Regions from separate parts of the Homo sapiens genome. Here region 1 is linked to region 2. The links are chromatin loops, found by intact Hi-C in ENCODE. Cell type or tissue: Calu3. All regions are shown on one strand. Links, peaks and the distances in the headings refer to the core of each region. The heading gives the core; the rest is flanking DNA. Region 1 holds the start of LOC105374528 (a long non-coding RNA gene). Region 2 overlaps LOC105374524 (a long non-coding RNA gene).

Region 1 (2,811 bases), core at 280-2,779, 260 kb after region 2:
CAAAGCAGAAGCAGTGTGGTGCAGTGGGCTGTGCCAATTGCCAATTGCTATCAGTGTGACCTTGAACTTGCCAAATAATGTAAAATCACAGTTTTCATCTCTCTTTTTTTTTTTTTTTTTTTTTTTTTTGAGACAGAGTCTCCCTCTGTCACCCAGGCTGGAGTGCAGTGGCACAATCTCCGCTCACTGCAAGCTCGGCCTCCCAGGTTCACGCCATTCTCCTGCCTCAGCCTCCGGAGTAGCTGGGACTACAGGCGCCCACCACCATGCCCAGCTAATTTTTTTGTATTTTTAGTAGAGACGGGGTTTCGCTGTGTTAGCCAGGATGGTCTCTATCTCCTGACCTCGTGATCCGCCCACCTCAGCCTCCCAAAGTGCTGGGATTACAGGCGTGAGCCACCGCACCCTGCAGTTTTCAGATCTCTAAGATGTAGACAAAATCTACCACACAGGATTGCTATGAGAATTTTCAAAAAAATCCTGTAAGTATCCTGTCTGGTACATGAAGGTGCCATCTAAATGTTCACTTCTCAATGAGCAGTATTTGTAGAAAGTGTTAGGTTTTTTATCTCCTTATTGAAAGGAGCGTCTAGTTTCACACAATGGGAATGTTTTGCTTTCTTTTAATGTTATGGTACATTGTTCCACTTTTGATAGTGAATAAAACAAGATCTCTGGCAAAAATATACAATAAATATTATCCCCCTTCTGTAGTCCTTGGCCTAGTTAAATCTGTATTACAGTTAAACCTAAAATCCATTATGAATATGAAAACACCACCTTCATTTGCATTCAGCCATATCTGTAGGCAAAAAAGGTTATTTACTAGAAGAAAAATATAATTAATTTCTGAGATGTTTTATTTTATTTGGAAGGCCTCCTCTCTCCAGGAACATAACAACGACTTACTGATTTAAAAGTCTTATACTTTAGAGGTGGTCAAAATACTTTTCTAACAATCATGATGGCTTGTGTTTCTAATCGCAGTAACACCTGGCTAGAAGATAAAAACGGTCTTCAGAGAACCTTTGGGCCTTTTTAGTTTTTGTCACCTCAATGTTGCTCTTGTATGCACCCGGGAAACTTGGGTGGGTTTTAATCTTTCCATTTAGCATTTGGTTAGTTGGTTTGTTTAATAACTAAGAGTACTGAAACATACAAGTTGACTTACCAGTTTGTCAAGCCAAGGAGAAAAATACAATGCTGTCTGTGATACCCCAACGATAATAAAGAAGATAAAGGTGCCTACCCTGGAACAGCTTTGTAAAGTTCACTGTGGTGGGCATGGTCAAAGTAGTCTCATCGTGCTTGGGGATTCGAGTTGGAGCCTTTGGTAATGGTCATGTCAAGTCAAATGACCCTTGAAAAAAGTAAAAGCCATCATAGGCAGAACCCACACAATATTTTCATCATAGTAGGCCCCTTTCGCTCCAGTATATTCTCTGTTCTTCATTTGAACACCAGCGGAGGTAGTTTGCTTGGATTGAGAAGATCTATCATATATAAAAAAAACAGTCTCAACACAACTTGGAAGCTGAGATTGATGGTGGTAATATCAAATTGATCTCTCTTAATTCATGATATAGGAGAAAACTCAGTGGCATACGGTAGATCTGCAGTTGTATTTATGTGATTAAATGTGTATTTTAAATAATTTCATCACATTTGTTTTCTGCACAGGAAAATTCTTTTACTGGGACCAGCTCCTTCTCTACTCTATCCATATACCAGTAACTGGGACGGCCATGTTTTTACAGAGCCTCACCCCTCCCACAGTCTGGACCAATCCCTGCACTTTCCTGAGATATTTTAAATTTCAGAGCACAGAGAGGGTGATACAGTCTCCCTCTTGTGGTCAAAGCCAAAAAATGTGAATCCTGTTTTCCATATGCCTCCACAGAAATAGAACATACAGTGAAAAAATTAATAGTAAGAATACAGTTGAAAGGCAGACAGATGGAGCTTTGAGACCTGGAGGGAGGGTCTATAGCTTTCAAACCCCTGATTCCGTTTGTTCGTGAGATTCTGCAGGATCCCGCCCTTGTCTGACTGTTCAACTCTGTACTAATTGTGAAAGTTGGTAAATGATCCCTCTAGCCAATAGCTTGCTAGGGTTAACTTTCTGCCACTTGCAACTACATTGATATAGTCACCAAAGTGTTTACTTAGATCAATGTTCTCCCCAGCAAAGACAGAAATAGCAAACTGATAAAAACTTTATTACTGGCATAAATGTATAGTGGCCTTACCTTTGCAAAAACACTTCACTTGGATAGTCCAACACGACTTAACAGTTTATTTTTGTTCTCTGGGTTTTAATTTCCTCATCAATGAAATGGTAGGGTTGAGCTAGATCAGAAGAACTAAGGGAGCCCCATGGACCACCTAGCCGCACCGCAGTGAGTGTGCGCTCATTCTGACATTCTTTCCCAAGGACTTTCAGTTCTGCTTCAGAAGACTTCTCTCCGCAGTATGCGGGGTGGAATTTACTTTTCGTTCCTGAACCTTAAATGATCTCGAAATGCCATTATAACCTTGCTAACAATGTAGTGAATTAGACCAGGCAAGTAACTGATTCCCATTACATGAGTAAGGAAATTGAGTCACAGAGAAACTTGTAGTTTAGATAAACCTGTTCAGCTTCTTTTTAACCCTCTTTCCCCTCTTCATGTGTACCTGGGGAGGTGGAAGGAGGATGAAAGACTGTGGCTGTTCTTTAGTAGTTTCTTTCCTTGGAAAAAGAACAGGGTGGGGCATGCCACTGCTCTCGAAGGCTTCTGTACTCTTGCATCGGAAATCATCTCCTTTTCT
Region 2 (2,811 bases), core at 230-2,729:
GGATCTAATTCAGAATCTTGCATTGCATTCAGTTGTCATGTCTCTGAGTCTCCTCTGGTCTGTGACATTTTCTCAATCTTTTCTTCTTTTTCATAACTTTGACAATTTTAAAAGTACTGTTTATGTATTTTGTAGGATGTTGCTCGAATGGTTTGTCTAATGTATTTCTCATTATTAGAATAGGCTTATGGGTTTTTGGAAGGACCACCACAGAGGGGAAATGCCCTCTTCATCACGGTATATCGGGGGTACATAATATCCACCTGGTATCATTAACCACATTAATCTTGATCACAGATAGTAATTGCCAGTATTTTCCACTGCAAAGCTCCTATTTTTTTCCTTTCCATACTCTGTTCATTGGAAATGAGTCACTAGATCCGATTCATACTCAGAAGTGAAAGAGTATTTACAGTCTTCTGTAAGGAAGAGTTGTCTATTCTCCATTTTTAATCTATTTAATATGTGTTTATATTAGTATAGCCACATTTATATTTATTTTATACTTTGGGCTATAATCAATATCATACTATTTATTTTGTTGTTCAAACTTTTCCAGCTTTGGCCGTTGGGAGATCTTTAATGCTGCATCCTAGTTCCTTTGACATAATCCCTTATTTTATTTTTGACCACTTCCTTTCTACTATCTTCCAATAATTTATTTTCAAAGAATAAAAAAGTAATAAAAACTGAAAAATACTTAGGCTTTTCTAACACTGTGCCCTTTATGAAAGTAAAACATTTGTCATTGGTTTCAATTACTAGCTACAGCAAGATGTCTGGGGATGCGATTTAATTGGGTTAAGATGCTCTGGATGTTTTTGTTCAGTCTAGCTCAAGGCTGGCTGGTACTTTCTGAATTTCCCAAGACCAGTGTACATATTTTATAAAACTTTTTAATTCTATTACGGACACCAATAGTATCTGCCACAAAATGAGCAAATGTATCTAAATATGACCTCTTTTACAGTAATGTGCATGTCTATCTTTATACCTAAAATTACTATTATTAGTTGCACTATTCTTAGGGAAAAAATATGGTCCCAAAATATTTCTGTTTTGCCAATTAGAGGTGAATGGTACCTGAGGCACATATAATAGATAAGTTATTTGTTACAATGGATGATGGGAAATTTCAAAGTGAATCAGATGGCAGAAGCACATATGGTCGACATTTTTACATTTTTTTGTTCTTTCTAGTATTGTCACAGTTCATAACATATGAATATGCTTAGGAGCTAAAGGATAAGCCATTATCCTGATACATATATTTGAATCTTTGTAATATGTATTTTAATATAGAGAGGACTCCCTGAATGTATGACTTAGAAAATACAATATAATACCTATAATTAACTTAAAAAGCAATATTTGTCACACTTACTGATATCTCAAATTTTTATAAATTTAGCAGGGTTTCTGTCAAACTGTATGGTTACCTATGTTAACATCACACAATATGTTCGGAATAGACCTTTCTCTCATAACATTTTACTTAGCCAAATGGTTTGGTTAATATTAACATCAACCAATTCCAGATGTCAACAATTAAGTTCAATCCAACAAAACATTTAGTCAGGCACTTTCCTCTGACTGAGAATAAGAAGACTTTACATAAACATATGTACTGGATTTTTAGTCTATCTTAAGATAAAATAGTTGTGTTTAGTGACTAAACATATCATTACACAGATGCCTGATCCTCTTTTGCAGCTGTTCTTGCTGTTTTGGTTCTACTTAGCCCCTTTCCTTATCTTTCTTTTGTGTGGCACTATATGGGGGGACATCTGCAGATGAGGGTTTCTGGCTGATTTTGTAATGTGCCTGCAAAAAGCTAAGCTTGCATTGTAATGAGGTCAGGTTTCATTCTAAGCAAGGTCACACTCCAGGGTTGGTAGAACTCCAAGGAAAATCAAAGTGCTGACAGAAACATCTAAAAGGTGGTGATTCGGTAGGTGGCACTCTTTCCTCCACACAAATACCGACGTTGGTGGTCAGGTTCAGGCTGTCTTTCAAAGTTAATTTACAACATGTCCTCTTTTGACCATTAGGGATTCTATTGTAGAGAGTTTTTTTTAGGGGGAGAGGGGTTGTTTGTAGTTTTCCTCAGAAAGCAAGGATGTTTCTTTTAATCCCTATGTCCCAGATAAACATGAGCTCTGTATTTTTGTTTTGCTTTGCTTATAATTTCAACTTGATGAGCTAGGCTAACTGTGCAGTCACATATGCTGCCGAAAACCTTTACCCTGCTTGGAAAATGTTTCCTTATCTACATATGCGTTTTCTTCATTCTGATTATTTATGAAATTCTCACTTAGTCCCCAGAGTTGCATGAACCTCAAAATTAGCCTGCCCTGGAAAAACTTCAAATTCTAACAACAACCAAAAATATAAATACTGATTTCTCTGCTCTTTCTTCATGAGCCTGAAAAACACTACTCTTGGCTTTTATTAAACTGAATGTCAACCAGGGTCCAGAAGATGGATTTATTAATGAATTAGTCTTTTTTCCAAAATGTTTTTTTCAAATGTAAAAATAAAACAAGAAAATAAAGCTGGTACTTTTTTTTTTTTTTTACAACAAAAACTAGGATGAAGATCATATAAATGAAGATTGAGCCATAAAGGTGAATGTGCTAGACAATGAGTCATGATTTAATGTTAATTGAAAAAGTTATGGTTTATCCTATTGTTTTATTATCACATTTTCTTTAATTTTTTTTTTATTTTCTTGCGTACATTAGCCTTTCAGTGGCAATGTGACTTTTCTTTTGTTAAAATGTGTAAAGAGTGTCAGGTGTGACTGAACTC

Evidence for each region. Hi-C counts contacts between places; a loop is a spot of excess contacts. Peaks named below come from ENCODE experiments on the same cell type or tissue, not always from the same donor. Only the 100,000 strongest peaks of a DNase experiment are listed, where the experiment ranks them.
Region 1: it touches region 2 in a loop (4-fold over the local background); 2 of 110 quality-filtered maps call a loop at or near these places.

Annotation. Positions count from the first base shown.
Region 1 is chr4:23,715,912-23,718,722 of GRCh38, forward strand. LOC105374528 (a long non-coding RNA gene) reads left to right here and starts at 2,763. Exons shown (of 3, transcript XR_925477.3): 1 at 2,763-2,811. In Calu3, for the core only: a CTCF peak has its summit at 1,824 (motif pointing left); no DNase peak of the experiment used is centred there.
Region 2 is chr4:23,453,736-23,456,546 of GRCh38, forward strand. All of the region lies in intron 18 of LOC105374524 (a long non-coding RNA gene), which reads left to right. Among named protein-coding and RNA genes, the nearest start is that of PPARGC1A-AS1, 310 kb to the right of the region's middle. In Calu3, for the core only: no CTCF peak of the experiment used is centred there; no DNase peak of the experiment used is centred there.